Regions from separate parts of the Mus musculus genome. Here region 1 is linked to region 2. Evidence: chromatin loops called from intact Hi-C (ENCODE). Cell type or tissue: heart. All regions are shown on one strand.

Region 1 (8,000 bases), 87 kb after region 2:
CAGTCGCCTACTTAAGGTTTATGGAAGGCTCTCATTTGGTCCTCCCAGTGATAAAGCGCTAAGTGGACTTCAGGATGTCCATTTTGCAGGAGGAAACAGGATTAGAAAAACTAAATGGTGAGCCGGGCGTGGCGGCCCACGCCTTTAATCCCAGCACTCGGGAGGCAGAGGCAGGCGGATCTCTGAGTTCGAGACCAGCCTGGTCTACAGAGTGAGTTCCAGGATAGCCAGGGCTAAACAGAGAAACCCTGTTTCATAAAACAAAACAAAACAACCCCCCAAAACAAACAAACAAACAAAACAAAAGAGGAAAAGAAAAGCTAAATGGATGCCAGGTGGTAGTGGCAGCGCACACCTTTAATCACAGAATCTGGGAGGCAGAGGCAGGCTAATCTCTGTGAGTTCAAGGCCAGCCAGGTCTACACAGTGAGTTCCATGAAAACTCACAGAGGAAAAGAAAGGGCGGGGGGTGGGGGTGGGGGTGTGGAGAAACTACTGGGACAGGAACGTGGCAGCATGCACCACACCATGGAGCCCAGGATTTGGGAGGCAGAGACAGTAGTTCAAGGTCATCCTTAGATACATAAAGAGTTCAAGGCCAGGCAGGACTACGTGAGAAATTGTCTATAAAATAAAACCAAGAAAGAAGTATCTGATTTTGAAAAATCCACTATAAAACATGAGTTTGTTCTCTAACTTAAAAACATATACAAATAAAGTAATTAAGTAACAAGAAGCCCGAAGCTTGGAGACATTCCATCTAGGCGTCCTACCTACCACCCCCTCAACTCTATGCAGAACAGAGCTCAAGAGGCACAGGCTGCAGAGCAGCCCAGTAGTCACCTGCCCTTTCCCAGCATGCACTGGTACACACCCCTCTGAGGCCAACCCCATGGCAACAAGGCTGAGAGTAGGGAAGTCAGAGTACCTGTGGTGAACTCAGCAGGCTTCTTGAAGCGGGTCAGGAAGATATGGCAGAGGATGTAGAGTGTTGCAAACAGAAGTATTGAGATCTGTGGCAAAAAGCAAGCTGGAATGAGACGTTCTATAGCCGCTATAGAAAGCTCCATACATCGTGGAGTTCTCATTGGTGACTTCCCTTCAGTTAAGCTACGGGGGAGGAGGGGAGGACTTTAAGAAGGACCAAACAGAGGTCACCCCTGGGAAAAGAAGGCCAACCCAGCCCTGGTACTGTGCTGGAGCCACAAGCTTCAAGCAGAGGAACTCGCAGAAATAACACATATGCACACACACACACACATACTCCACATCCTACATCAGGCCATAGAATGAGAGAGGCTGACATTGAGAACATTCTAGGAAAGAAACAGGCTTGGGGAAAGATGCCTCTGTTGCCTTGGCATGTCCTCTTACCCAGCTTCAGTTGCTGTAGTGAGAGCGTATGCCCCAGGCACTACTGCATAAGAATCCCATCTGGAGAGCAAATCAGAACTTCTACTCCAAACCAGGGCCCCTTCAGCTTGAGAGAAGGCTTTAGTCGGGCCCAACATTTCCAGAGCAGGTCATCTGTCACTCTAAAAGTAGTCACTCCTGAGACCCTACCATAAGTAATTTCTAACTTCAGAGCCAAGTATCTTAGGACCTACACATGGCCTTGAGTGGTTAGACCTCCAAATGACAGGACAGAACTTGGACAGATAAGTAGTACAAGCATTACATCTCTACACCATTCCAAGGCATCAGAAAAACAAAAGGGAAATGTCATTGCATTTGAGGTAGGCACAGACAAGCTCGATCTCACGTGTCTTCTAGTCTCCAAGATAAACAGACCCTAGAGGAAATCTGTACAGTGACAAAGAGGAGACCAAGAAAGTCCTGTGTCTAGAATAAAGTGATAGCTTTTGATTTAGGAAGTCCCCATAGGAAGAGCCACTAAGATGGAAGCTGAATTTTCCCAACAGCTCCTTCTCTGCCCCTTTTGGTCTTGAACTTGATTAACAGCCAAGAGGGTAGTAGAGCTCAAAAGGTCAGGCTTGGGGTTCCACCCACTTCCAGGACAGGCTAAGCTGTTTCAGTGCTCGCTCCCTCCCTCTCCCATGGTGTCTCTGTGTAGCCCTGGATGTCCTGAAACTCACTCTGTAGACCAGACTGGCCATAAACTCAAGAGATCCGCTTGCCTGTGCCTCCTGAGTGCTGGAACTGAAGGCGCGCACCCCCACCTCCTACCTGGGTTGTTCTCTAGTTTCTAGATGGGAGCCACATTCAGGAGACACTAGAAACGTTCACTTGCCCCTGGCTGGAGCTGATGTCCTAAGCTAATGGCTTAGGAGGCAGAAACACATACTGAGCAGTTTCTTCGGCCTCATCCCTCCAGGTGGTCAGTATCTTATAAGGCCTGGATGTGCCCCCCCCTGGCCCCCCACCGTGATATGCCCAATCCCCAATGTGTACCTCTCCCAAGGAACACAGAAGAGATGCTACCCGACTCTTATCCTGGGGCTAGATACTCGTATGCCCTCATTGGTAAGGGCAGACCTAGTCCCCTTTACCGTTTCTTCAATCTAAGCATGCCAAGGGGTAGCCTAAAGCTCAGCCTGAGAAAAATGAAGAAAGACACCATCTGAGCCCTCCCCTTTATTCAGTAAGATCTCCTTCCACTCCTCCAAACCCTTCCCTTTTCATTTAGTATGTGCAGAGCTCTCTGGGAAAACAAAACAAAATAAAACAAAAAAACCCAGCAGACAAAGAGATTATCATTCAAAGCAGGCCCAAGGAAAATAGATTTCCCTAAGTCCCACGGGTGCTCCTACCCTAGAGTAGTACACTGCCGTATGGAAAGTTCAACTGCAATTCTAGATTAATGCTTAAAGAATAAGAAATACAGGCTAGATGCGCTCAGGATCACTGCGGACCCGGGACCCTCCCACCCCCACCCCACCCCACCCCACCCCACCCACACATGAGAACTCACACGGGATGGCTGGAAACCCAGTCTGAGTGTCAAACAAATTATCCGGAAGTCGTGCGGGGTGTGTGTCATTGTATTGGCTTGTGTTTGGCATGCTGCATGCCAGAGGCCCAGGATTCAATCACAGAAGGAATGAAAACAACCACTACTACAGGGGAGAGAAAACAGGCGGGGAAACCTCGGTGTTCCTCCATCTCCACTTCTTACAACCCCATCTCGTCGGACAGGACTTCTTTCTTCCTTAGTGGGAGGACCCACTACAGCTCCCACTTTTCCTTCGCCCCTCGCGCCACCATCGCATGTCCCCGGTTAACTGCTCAATGTGACCGAGTCTCCCTTCATTTCAACATCAACCATGGTTGCCCTTCATCTACTTTTAAGGGGGAACACGCACACTAACTTGTCCCGAAGCAAATCCATCCTTTTCCAGAGGATCAAACGCTCCACACTAGAGGACCCCCATCGCCAGGAACGCCCACGGGGGTGGAGTAGAAGGGGCGGGGGGAGGGGCGAGCGGCCGAGGAACGGAAACCCGGCGGCTTTGTTTACGGCTCAGGGACCCAGCCGACCCGACCGGGAGTTCACCGGCCCGGCCCCGGCGCTCGCAGGGGTCGAGGTGCTCCGGAGCCCAGGCAGCTGGACTTCCCGTCTCCATCGCGGCGCGCCCCTCCCACCTCGGCCCGGCCCCTTCCCGCCCAGGTCCCGGACTCACGATGCACTCGCGGACCCTGTCGTGGAACAGCTGTTCTCGCACGGATAGCACTTCGTAGTCAGCTGCTTCCATACTCTGCTCAGCATGACTGGGGCGGGGGTGTCTCCGGGCCCGGGGAGGACGAGCGGGGATGAGGCCGCCGCCGCCCGCCAAGCACCCGGACCCAGCCTAAGCGCCTCTCCTCGCTGCCCGTGACGGAAACTCAAGGTAATCTGGGGCTCAGATTCTGCGGTCGGACGCCCCGCCCTTAAAGGGGCAGGCCCCAGCCCGCCTAGTCTTAAAGGGCTCGGGTCCCCCTCGGTCCCCTCCCCTTTAAGGTGGGGTCACTCGCAAGCACGTTTCAACGCAAGTACCCGCCGCCCGGCTACGCGGAAGTGCCAGGCTTGGTGCCCAGTGACGACACAAGGCCTGGGCGGGTTTCTTCAGAGGAGCGGAACTTACTGGTTCCTCGTAGACTGTCGGTCATCGCTAGGAGTGCGCTGATAGGACATTCTGGGAAAGGAGGCGGGATGTTTTTGGCCTGTCGAAGCTGTTCTAAAACTAAGAGTCCTTGTGGTCCACGGCTGAGATGTGAGGGTTGGTTCCAGGATGTGTATCCGTCAGGATTTTAGTTTAAACGAATAAGGTTGGGATCAGGTCAGCCCGTCGAGAAGATGTAAGCACCACGGGGTCTTCTGAAGGGACGGCTGCCTGTAACCCAAAGGTCCATAGCGTTTTCTTTTCTTTTTCTTTATTTTTATTTTTGGTTTTTCGAGATAGGGTTTCTCTGTGTAGCCCTGGCTGTCCTGGATCTCACTCTGTAGACCAGGCTGGTCTCGAACTCAGAAATCCGCCTGCCTCTGCCTCCCAAGTGCTGGGATTAGTGGCTTGTGCCACCACTGCCCGATGCGTTTTTTTATTTGTTATTGGAGTTTCCCTGCCACTCCAGACAGCTTTCACACAGTTATTTTTGTGGAAGGCCTAGGGTATTAGAGAACAAATAGTTAAAAAACAAACCACAACAAAAACAAAAAAACAGGAGACTTTTTAAAAATGTCATGAAACTTTTGTTTTGTTGAGACAGGTCTTGCGATGCAAACCAGGCTACCCTTGAATTCTCAGCTTCCTAGTTGATTGCATGTATTACCAGGCCCAGGCTATCCCGAAACTGAGGAAATATCCCAGGGAATATTGGTGAGTGGGTTGAGTAAAACATTAACTCCCAAACATTAACTCCCTGCTATGTGCTGTTCTCTTTATAGCCTTTATCTAATTTTAATGTTTTAACATTTTAACGTTTTAACGTTTTAATTTGAAACTAGAAAATAGAGGTTGGCCCAGTCCTACTTTGAGATTCAGAAACCATCTGGGCATTGTGGCACACGTCTTTTAATTCAGCACTAGGAAGGCAGAAGCAGGTGGATCTATAAATTCATGGCCAGTCTGCCCTTTACATAATGTTTTAGGACAACCAGAGTAACATGGTGAGAATTTGTCTCAAAAACAAAATAAATACATCCCGTGTATACATTTATGTTTATATAGTTGGCCCTCTGCATTGTTGGGTTCTACATCTGTGGGTTCAGCTAATCTCAAACACAAAGCAAAAACCATTTGGGAGGGGTAGCTATAGAGATGGCTCAGTTGGTAACAGGAGAAGGACCTAAGTTCCATTCCTAGCACCCACAATTAATGAGTAGTGCAGGCTGGTGAACCCGGGGAGGTGTGGACGGGAGGATCCCTAGGGTCTGCTGACTAGACTAGTCAGCGAACCCTATTCATGTAGCCCCAAGTCCTAATGAGAGACCAAGTCTAAAAACACATCTGGGATACAAAGAGAGACCCTGCTTCAAAATACAACAGCAAAATACATCTAGGGCTGGGAATGTTACACAGTGATAAAGAACTTAGCATGAGCAAGACCTTGGATTTGATTCCCAACACCATGAAAAAAAGTCTTGGGAACAAAATTATGTCTGTACTGAACATGTGCAGATTTTGTGTTCTTGCTGGTATACCCTAAATTTTGTTTTGTTTTTTGTTTTTTGAGACAGGGTTTCTCTGTGTAGCCCTGGCTGTCCTGGAACTCACTCTGTAGACCAGGCTGGCCTTGAACTCAGAACCACCTGCCTCTGCCTCCCAAGTGCTGGGATTAAAGGCATGCGCCACCACTGCCCGGCTATACCCTAAACTATTTATATAATTTTTACACCGTATTGAGAATTATAGGTGCTGGAGTATTGGTTCTAAATATTTTGGGCGATATGCATACGTTATATGCAAATTCTGAGTTGTTGGCATTTTTTTGTTGTTGTTTTTTTGTTTTTAAGACAAGGCCTCTCTATAGTCCCAGCCTTCTCAGAATTCAGTGTTTAGAGAAGGCTGGCCTCAGATTCACTGAGATCCAGCTGCTGCTCCTCCTGATGCTGGAATTAAATACACGTGCCACCATGCCCCACTCCACCACACCACAGTTGTAAGTTTTACACTTGTACGTCTGTTTCTCTCTCTGTCTCTGTCTCTCTCTCTCTCTCTCTGTGTGTGTGTGTGTGTGTGTGTGCATGAGAACAAGTTCATGCCCAGGTGCACATGAGGCGGTCACAGGACAACTTTGGGGAGCTAATTTTCTCCTTCCACAGTGTAGGTCCCAGCAACTGAGCTGAGGTTGTCAGGCTTGGCCAGCAAGTGCTTTTGAAAGCCACCAGAGTCCTCAGACATTTATTTCAACTATGAGAAGCGTGGTGCTTTAATGACAGTGGTATAGTGCAAATCAGGTTGGGCACACTCCTGTCTGCACAGGCTTGTAATTCCAGCACAGAGAAGGATTGAAAGCTGAGGCAGAAGGATGTAGGTTGGCCAGCTTGGGTTAGGAAGTTCCAGTCTAACTGGGAATACCTAACAAGGCTTTGTCGCAAAAAATAAACCAAAAGTAGACATTGTCTCAACAAAATAGATCAAAAATAACTAAAAGACTTAGACTCGCTGGGCAGTGGTGGCGCCTGCCTTTAATCCCAGCACTCGGGAGGCAGAGGCAGGCGGATTTCTGAGTTTGAGGCCAGCCTGGTCTACAGAGTGAGTTCCAGGACAGCCAGGGCTACACAGAGAAACCCTGCCTCGAAAAACAAAACAAAACAAAACAGAAAAAAAAAAACCAAAAAAACAAAAAAACCTCAGAGTCAAACCAGAGCATTTCATTCCTATTGACTGCCATGCATAAGATTCAGGTCCATGATATGCCAGGTGTTAGGTGTGTTGAGTAGATATGAAGGACCTAGCTTCTCCTTCATAGAACTTAGAACTTGTAGGAATGATAAACAGCGAGTAGGAGGCTGGGGGCAGGGTAGTTCAGTAGGCAGAGTGCTGCCAACCATGCACATAACCTGGGGTTTGCTCCCCAACAATGCATAAATGAGTCTGGTAGTGTACATTTGTAATCTCAGCACTTGAATACAGAGCTCAAGGTCACTTATGCCTATATGACTAGTTCAGGCCAGGCAGTGGTGGCTGCACACGCCTTTGATCCCAACACTTGGGAGGCAGAGGCAGATAGATGGCTGAGTCTGAGTCCAGCCTGGTCTACAGAGTGAGTTCCAGTACAGTTTGGGCTACACAAAGAAACCCTATCTTGAAAATCCAAAATAAAAAAACCATAAATGTGTCTACAGCCCAAAAGGCCACTCAGTGGGGGGTTGGAGAAACAGCTCAGAGGTTAAAAGTCCTCAGGCTCCTGAGGAGGAAAGAGGCAGGGCTCCAGGACCCAGAGCTGGTGTAACTCCAGTTCCAAGGAAATCCAACAGTCCCGGCCCCTGGAGGCATTCACGCACACACAAACCGATACATTGTGGAGTGTAACACCCCACCCCACCCCCCATCCCCGAGACTGAGCATAGGCTCGTTATGTTTGAATACTAAGTATCCAAGTGGTGGAACCCATCTGGGAAGGATTAGGAGGTGTGGCCTTGTGGGAAGAGGCATGTTACTGGAAGTGGCCTTTGAGATTTCAAAAGCCATTCTCTCTCTGCTTCCTGCTTGTGGGTCTGATGTAAGCTCTCAGCTACTGCTCCAGAGCCATGCCCACCTGCCTGCCTAACCCAAGCTCCTCACCATGATGGTCATAGACTCACCCTCCAAACTCTAAAGCCCCCAATAACCTCTTTTTCTATAAGTTCCTTTGGTCATAGTGCCTCATCACTGCAACTTAAAAGTCACCAAGATAGCCAGACGTGGTGGCACACGCCTTTAATCCCAGCACTTGGGAGGCAGAGGCAGGCAGATTTCTGAGTTTGAGGCCAGCCTGGTCTACAAAGTGAGTTCCAGGACAGCCAGGGCTACACAGAGAAACCCTGTCTCAGGAAAAAAAAAAAAAAAGTCACCAAGATG
Region 2 (8,000 bases):
GGATGATAAGGACCATCTGCAACTGGGGGCTGGGGCTCTCTCAGCACCCTTGGGAATCAAAGGGTTGGATGCAGAGTTTCCTTTCCTGACAAAGTCTGAGATAAAGGCGATCTTACACAAACAAGCTTTCACAGAGCTCTCTCTGTGGAACATTCAGAAACCGCATTGCTATGTAGGAACCAAGCGATCATCAAAGTGTCTACTGTCATTCATACTTTGGCTTTGTCTGCTCTGGGCAGTGTGTCCTACATAAACTTAAACATTACTTCACTGTTACAGTTTGTGTAGTTAAAAGCCTGGGGTTGAACCTAAAGAGTCAGCTGGGAAACAGGGTCCAGGGGGCAAGACAGCCCTAAATCTCCTTCCAGTATACCAGGTAGGAGACTAATTCTCTCTTTTCTCTGGGCTTGATAAAACTATCAGTCGGCTCTGGCATTTTTTTTTGACAAGGTTATTGGAATGACAACAGCCTCACTGTTTAAAACTGGAGGGCGCACTTCCATGGTAAAGATGCACACAATAGCTCTCACACGCGACACAGGGCGAGCAGCTACTTCTGAAAGGGCTGGTACCTATCTCACAACACACAGGGCGCTGTGCTACAGTGTATTTTGCACATTATCTATAGAAACAGATTATAAATTCCCAGAAACCTTCAATTATCTTATATGTTGTACTTGACTCCCCTATCATTGGGCATAATTTACACTTAAAAAAAAATCTCTAATAATGGTGTAAACAGATATGAACAGAAACCTAAGACCGAGAGATGGAGATGCCCAGCCAGAGATACACATATCTCTTACACATAAGAGTCAGCCTCAGTGCTAGTTTCTTTTCTGTTGGTGTGGTAAAACACCCTGATAACAAGCAATTTGCAAACGGGCAGTGGTGGTGCACGCCTTTAATCCCAGCACTTGGGAAAGGCAGAGGCAGGTGGATTTCTGAGTTCAAGGCCAGCCTGGTCTAGAGTGGTGGTGGTGGAGGAAGCAATTTGCAATTTGGGGGAGGGTAATTCCAGGACACGGCCCATCTCTGTGTGGAGGTTACAGCAGCAGGAACTTCAGGCAGCTGAACTGAAGTCGAGTGGAGGGGAATGAATGGACGTAGTCTCTCTTGCAGGCTTTGCTTGCGGCACCGTTTCCATTCTCCACTCATTCAACGCTGGACCATCTACCTAGAGGATGCTGCTGCTCATGGCTGCCAGCTAGTTCTTCCCACAGCACTTAGCTAAGATAATACTCCAGACATGCCCACAGAAAACCCCTCATTGAGGCTTTCTTCCCAGGTGATTTCACATTGTAACAATCTGACAAAGGTAACAGTCAGACACAATTAAACAACCACCACAGAAACAATTAAAACACAACTTCACCCTTCCTGTCTGTGGGAAAGTTATGGCCACTCCCCTCTTCCTTTAATAAGACAGGGCTGGTATGCACTGTATTCCCAGTGCTCGGGAGGCACAGTTAGAAGAATTAGGAGTTCAAGACCAACCTCAGCTACAAAGTGACTTCAAAGGTTAATCTGTGCTACATTAGACCCTGACTCAAAACAATAACAAAACACCCAAAACAAACCATCTTAGGGAACCAAAAACATCATTGTATCACACACGTGCAAAGTATTACTACAGAGAAGGAGGCTAGATCCTACCTAAGACACAACTGCTTTCCAAACTCATGATCTATGTTCAAATGTTACAAAGACTATCTAAGCACATAATCTATGAAAATAGATTATAAATTCCCAGAAGTCTTCAACTATCTTATACTTTGTATTTGACTCCCCTAACAGGGAGTACATAATTTACATAATGTACATAATTTGCAGTTTAAAAAAATTCTCCAGCTCGTAATACTAAAGTATTACAAATATCTGTCCTTCGAGCCTGTTCTTAGCCTGTGACTTTTGTTTTTTGTTTTTCGAGACAGGGTTTCTCTGTGTAGCCCTGGCTGTCCTGGTACTTACTCTATAGACCAGGCTGGCCTCAAACTCAGAAATCCTCCTGCCTCTGCCTCCCCTCCCAACTGCTGGGACTAAAGGTGTGCGCCACCACGCCCTCCCGACTTGTGACTTTCGGTTTGTTTTTTTTTCCTCAGTGCAACTCTGCCATCTTTCCAGTGCCTGGGACTGTAGCTCTGCTTCCCTTAGAGGTACGTCAGGTTCTGAGGTCAGAAATGCCCCAAACCTGTCTGTTTTCCCAGCTGCTGCTCACCGTGCACCAGCTGTAAGCTTTCCTGAACTTTCAGTGAATGAGTGCATGCCCAAGGCAGTGCTGAGCCTACAGCCTTGGGCATGCAAAGTGAGGAGCCCTCCTGTAAGCTACACCTCCACCTGCCCAGAGTGCTCCGCCTTAGCCAGCATCGTTCCCTGCTCCACACCTATAGCCTCCTTGCTTTAGACTTTGATCAGGTTCTCTAGCCAAAGTAGCTCATTTGGAGAAAATACCTCCCAAGGCCTGGAAGGTGGTTCAGTGAGTAAAAGAGCTTACCCCATACGCCAGGTGACCTGTGTTTGATCCCCAAATCTACATTAGGGTAGAAAGAAAACAACTCCAGAAAATGGTCCTTTGCCTCTGCATTCCTTCCATGCACCTCCCCACTCCAACTCTCACTCACTCTTTGTCTCTGTCTATCTCTCTCTCTCTTACACTTCAAAATAAAAGAAAAACCAAACAAAACAAAACTTCCTTTCTGAAGTGGTTTCGTCTATTCACAGAAAGCTGTTAAGAATATTCTCAAGCACACCGCCTGCCTTGCTCATAAATCTCCCACTGGCCCCCTTACTATAAAAGCCCACAGCCCAAGCGAGTGATGGCTCATAGCCACACTGTGCAGACCATCTGAGCTACCTACTGAGACCCTGTCTCAGAGAGAGAGAGAGAGAGAGAGAGAGAGAGAGAGACTTCCAACTTGGTTTTAGCCACCTTTTCTTACACTATCATCAAAATCTAGTTTCAACACTACTGAGCCATGGGCTGAACTCTGCTCCTAGGCTCACTGTAATTTCTCCTTCCTTTAGTCAGGTGTCTGTATCCTAAGGACACCTTTAATCCCAGCACTTGAAGGCAGAGGCAGGCGGATTTCTGAGTTCTGAGGCCAGCCTGGTCTACAGAGTGAGTTCCAGGACAGCTGCCAGGGCTACCCAGAGAAACCCTGTCTCAGGGGAGGGGAAAAAAAAAAAGCCCTAAGGACAGTACTTACTACAGTCTACCTTAACTAACAGCCTTCCCGGTACCTCTCATCTCTGTCTCTCTGTACTCCAGTATATATAAAGCAAAGGGCTAAATTCGTAAATATAGAGAAAAGTTGCTTTAGAACTATATACTCACAGTTCACTTATAATGTAAATAATACATTTACAAGTTAGAAACGTGTTGTTTTAAATTTAATGTAATCAAACTACTTTTGCTGAGAATGCTTTCTCTGTAGAAAAACAAAATCCTTGGTTAGAGGACCACCTGCATACCATTTTACCACTTTATCCTTCCTTCTTTATAAACTAAGTTACACTATTCCTCTGCACACAAAGGGGCGGGGGGGGGGGGAGGGGGAGAGAATTTACTCCAGGCCAAGTAACTGACTCAAAGAAAACGCAATTCTAAGAAGAGCGAACCTGCAAGTATTACATGGATATATGGTGGGGGAAGACAAACCCCAAGCTGCCCTCAGAAGATACTCGGTTAAAAACTACGGAGCAGGAAGTCGATGGGAGGGCCTTCGGAGTGGCAGAGAAAGCTCCTGCGAATGAGGTCGGTCAAACAAGTAAGTAGCAGATAAACCTACCGCATCTGTAAAGAGCCGAGCCGACGGTGCTCGCCAAGAACGAGCTGTCAACACGCATGCACAGCGTCACTGATCAGGACACGACCTAAACTTGTCCAGGGGACACAGTGGCCTCCTGGATTCCTTCCTTCGCGGAAAATTCAATTCTCGGGCTTAGTAAAGGAATGGAACCTCGCAGGATGCCAACAATTGCTTAAGCAATCGCACAAACGGGGTCCTGGAGCTCCCTGCAAGCCGGGCTCGCTCACCTAATACGCGGGATCACAACCCCGCTCTCATGCAAACTTCGGAAAGGACTTGAGGCACTCATGGGCAGGGGGCTCCAAGCTCACAACCCGCTCCCTATCTCTCAGGGTACCGCGGACCCCTGGCGGGCGGGCGGGCGGGCGGGCACGGGTGTGGCCCAGACCTAGGAGAGGCGCCCACCCGAGCAGAGGAAGGGGAGTCCCGGACTCCAGCGCCAAGCCGGGCCGGCCTTCCCCGGCTCCTAGCGGGGGGTCTCCGGCTCCACAGCGCCCCCCGCCGCCCTCCTGCGCCACTCACCGACTCCATTGCTAGCGCCCGCCAGTTCCTCAGCTTGGAAAGCTCCCTGGCGCCAGACCCCGCCCCACATCCGGTGCCGCGCACCACTTCCGCCTACGTCAGACCCCAGCCGCAGGGCGGAAGGCGGGGAACCCACCCTTCCGGCGGTGGCTGAGCCTGGTTTATTGGGTAACCTTCCTCTCCCAGCTCTCCAGGACCTTAAGATCTGGCCAACGGCGAGGGTCATGGGACAGAGGCACTTGTATTTAAAATGTTCTTTTTTTATTTATCGTTTAAAAACAAACTTTGAAGAAGCAAAATCCAAAACTTGCCCTTTGCCTCTCGCAACATAAATTATGTACAGTTCAGAATGATCGCTGATACAAAACATGCCAAGGACAGGGGCGCTGGGGGTGGAGGAAGAGAGAGCGCTTTAAAAAAGGGAACCATTTCATCCGTTGTCACGAAGGACCAACCTTGCTGTACAGGATACACACAACACAAAAGAAAGTTCTTCACGGGTTCACACTTGTCAGCGATTTATTTTTTTTTAAAGGGGGAGGGTCCTGGAGGTGAAGGTAGAAGGTAAAAAGGGAGAAACTGAAAATTGAGTGCAAGTGTAAACCAACCCAAAATACAAACACAGGGGGCGGGGTTGGGGGTGGGATTCTGATGCAATTATACAGGCAGGGTACTTTAAAAAAAAAAAAAAAACCAACAACAACCAAAATTCCAACCTTGTAGCGTGGGTCTGAGTTATAGTTTATATAAAAATTAAAAACTGTATAAGGTTTCTTCACTAAATTCTACAGGACTATCGGATACCTAGCATATGCTTACAAAGTCTGCCCCTTCTCCTTTCCCAGTTCTAGGGCCCAAACCCCAACCAGAGCCTGACTCACAGGAGACCATCTCCCCCACCTAATGCCTAGACCGTTCAGCTCTGTGGCTTTGGGGACAGCAAGCCCAGGTTCCCACTGTCTAGTCTAATTACAATGGTTTCCGTGGGAGTGTGGGGGAGTTGTTATTCTCAAACATTTGCAGCTTGAAACAGTTGAGGAAGCAGCTTTAAAAAAAAAAAAAAGAAAAGAAAAGAAAAAAAAAAGGCCAGAAAAAAAAAAAAAAAAAAAAAAAAAACCCAAAAATCTCCCTACCCCCATCAATCCACAATCCCCCAAATTTAAAACAAAACAAAAACCTAAAATCACAACAGCAACCGCCCTACCCCTCCAGCAGGCCTGCCCATTTGCCACCATCCAGCCCATCTCTACAATCCAGATAATCTGATTCTTGAAAATAGTAATTACAAAATGCCCTCTGCCCACAGCCCCTAGGAGAGAACTGCATAGAAGCGTCATTTCATCCCCTCGCTCCACCAGAGAGGGGTCTGAGGCCTCACACACCCTCTACCCTACCGCTACCCGCAGGAAGAGGTTCGTCTGCAGCACAAGCTTGGGGGGGGAAAGGAAGGGAAAGGAAGATAAGGGCACCATCACCCTCTGGCTCCCCCTGGGGCCAGCTCACTTTGTGCGTTATAACATAGTCCAACTATACAACCCGGGTAAGAATCACCCAGCTTCTCTCTATACCCCCACCTTACAGCAGTCACAGCCAGGGGGTGGGGAGGGGGGGGGAGGAAAGGGCGGTAGGTTGGGTAATGGAGGGGGCCCCCCCACAAGGGGAGCTCCATGTGTCCGCCCCACACCCCCCTACCATTTATAAACTGGTTTTGTAAAAAGAAAATAGATATATTTATATAGAATATATAAAGCACAAAAATTAGTAGTTTTACATTTGCTCTCCCCGGGGGTAGGGGGAGAGGGGAGGGCTCTCACCTCCGGCCGGCTCCCCCATGCCCCACAAGACTATGTACAATCCCATGTATAAATAGATAAATACCCCCCACCCTCCCCGCGCTGACACTAAGCTCCCCACCCCCACATCACCACCCATTCCCACCAGACCAGCAGCAGTTTGGTGACTGAGGGCAAGTGAGAGCTCTGGACCACACCCGGCCTCACTGGGTATGGGCACGCCGCTCAGGGATAGCCCTCACCCTACCCCCCACACCCCGTCCAGGGGCTGGAGGGCAGATGGGCTCGGGATGAGGCTGGGAAAACAGGAGAGCGAGATCCTGGTCCTAGGTTTAGCACGCCCCTCCTGCCTCCATGTCCAGATGGAGAAGGAGGTCCTAGAGCAACTAGGGACCAGTCACCCCCAATCTTCATCACCATTTGCCTCAGCCGCCATCCCACGCCCATAATTAAAAACAAAGATGGATTTTTGTTGTTGTTATTGTTGTTGTTGTCCTTCTCCTACCCCCCTTCCACCCACTCAGACGAGGGCAGTGAGGTGGGGGAGAGAGTCAGGGCAGTAGGGGGCTCGGAGAGGGTCTCACATTTCAAAACAGCAAAAAATCCAACACTTAAATGAGGTAGGTGTGGGTGCGGGGTCTCCTTGCCCGGCTTGCCCGGCTTGCCCTCCTGGGCATCTGGCTGCCTCTTTCCCATCATGTTGCATTTGTCAGAGTGGAAAACAAGGAAACACAACCCATAGAGAGACAGAAACACAGAGGAAAAGAGGGAGACAGAGACAGATAGAGGAAGGGGATGGGGGTGAGGGTAGGGGCAGGACCCGGCAGGCAGGGCCAGGTGTGGGACCCGGCCTTTGGGATTGTCAAGCTTAGTCAAGTCTCTTTGCAGCCTTGAATTGGGCCAGCGAGGTCGGTGGAGGCAGCAGGGCTGTGAGGCCCGGCCGCACACCCCTCCCTGCTCCCTGACACTTCTGGGTAGTCCCGGCCCATATCCCCCTCAAACCTGAGATGCCCAGCGGCTGCTCCTGTCTGTCCCCTCCTGGAACTGGGGGCAGATGCCAGCCTAAGGGCCGGTGGCAGGGAAGAAGGTTGTCCCTGGTGCCCAGGGTAGGCTTGGCCTAGGGTCCTCCGCCCCAGCCTCCTGCTCCAGGGGCTCCGGTCAGCCGGGAGCCCTAGCCCTGGGTCCTGGCTCTGGCTGCTACCTCTCTTCCCCCTCGTCCCTTTCAGGGAGGAGGCGGGAATGGGGGGAATTCCCCTGCCTGGTAGCCTCAAAGCTTCTTAGTTCATCCATTTCCTACAGTTCCAGGCTCCACAGTGACAGGGGATCTTGTGCTGATCGTCCTCAAAGTCAAACTGATAGTCATAGGTCAGCTGGAAAGAGAAGGGGGACAGCGTCAAGGCAGGCCTGATGAGGCTGTAGGCGAGGGGCCCCGATTGATGGTGTGAGAGGGGCCGTGATGGTCCTGGGGCACAGGGTCAGGGCTCTCCTCTTACCTCCTCTCCTTTGGGGATTCGCCGGCTGGAGATGATAATAATTTTGTCCTCCTTGTCAAACGTCACGACCTCCGCTACACAGTTAGGGGCACAGGAGTGGTTAATGTACCTGGATGGCAGGACAGAGTCAGTGTCAGAGACAACAGGTGACACCCACATGGCCACCAGAGACACTTAAGTCCTTACGCTCACCTGGCAGGGCCTCCGGTCAACGTGGCGTCAATCACATGCTCGTTGTTTATCCGAAACATGTAAATACCGCGGTTCTAGAAAGACAGTTGAGAAGGAGGAACCTAGGTTAGCAAGCAAACCCGGCAGCAGGCTTAGCTGACATGACCGGCCCAATTTCTCCTGTCTTCTCCCTCCTGCACGGTTTTCCAACT

What was found. Peaks named below come from ENCODE experiments on the same cell type or tissue, not always from the same donor. Only the 100,000 strongest peaks of a DNase experiment are listed, where the experiment ranks them.
Region 1: a loop joins it to region 2, with 2.2 times the contacts of the local background. A loop is called at or near these places in 2 of 42 quality-filtered maps.

What each region holds. Positions count from the first base shown.
Region 1 is chr15:98,914,209-98,922,208 of GRCm38, forward strand. Lmbr1l (limb region 1 like) reads right to left here and starts at 3,890. Exons shown (of 17, transcript NM_029098.3): 1 at 3,642-3,890; 2 at 929-1,013. The coding sequence starts at 3,713. Gm41396 (a long non-coding RNA gene) reads left to right here and starts at 3,761. Exons shown (of 5, transcript XR_001781764.2): 1 at 3,761-3,848; 2 at 4,705-4,814. In heart, no CTCF peak of the experiment used is centred here; DNase peaks (open chromatin) are centred at 3,113 and 4,003; H3K4me3 peaks cover 2,935 bases; H3K27ac peaks cover 2,356 bases.
Region 2 is chr15:98,827,099-98,835,098 of GRCm38, forward strand. It overlaps Prkag1 (protein kinase, AMP-activated, gamma 1 non-catalytic subunit), which reads right to left and starts at 4,410. Exons shown (of 12, transcript NM_016781.2): 1 at 4,332-4,410. The coding sequence starts at 4,340. Kmt2d (lysine (K)-specific methyltransferase 2D) reads right to left here. Exons shown (of 55, transcript NM_001033276.3): 53 at 7,810-7,883; 54 at 7,618-7,726; 55 at 4,571-7,494. The coding sequence ends at 7,402. In heart, a CTCF peak has its summit at 4,296; DNase peaks (open chromatin) are centred at 3,883, 4,413, 5,764, 6,383 and 2 weaker places; H3K4me3 peaks cover 2,613 bases; H3K27ac peaks cover 3,647 bases.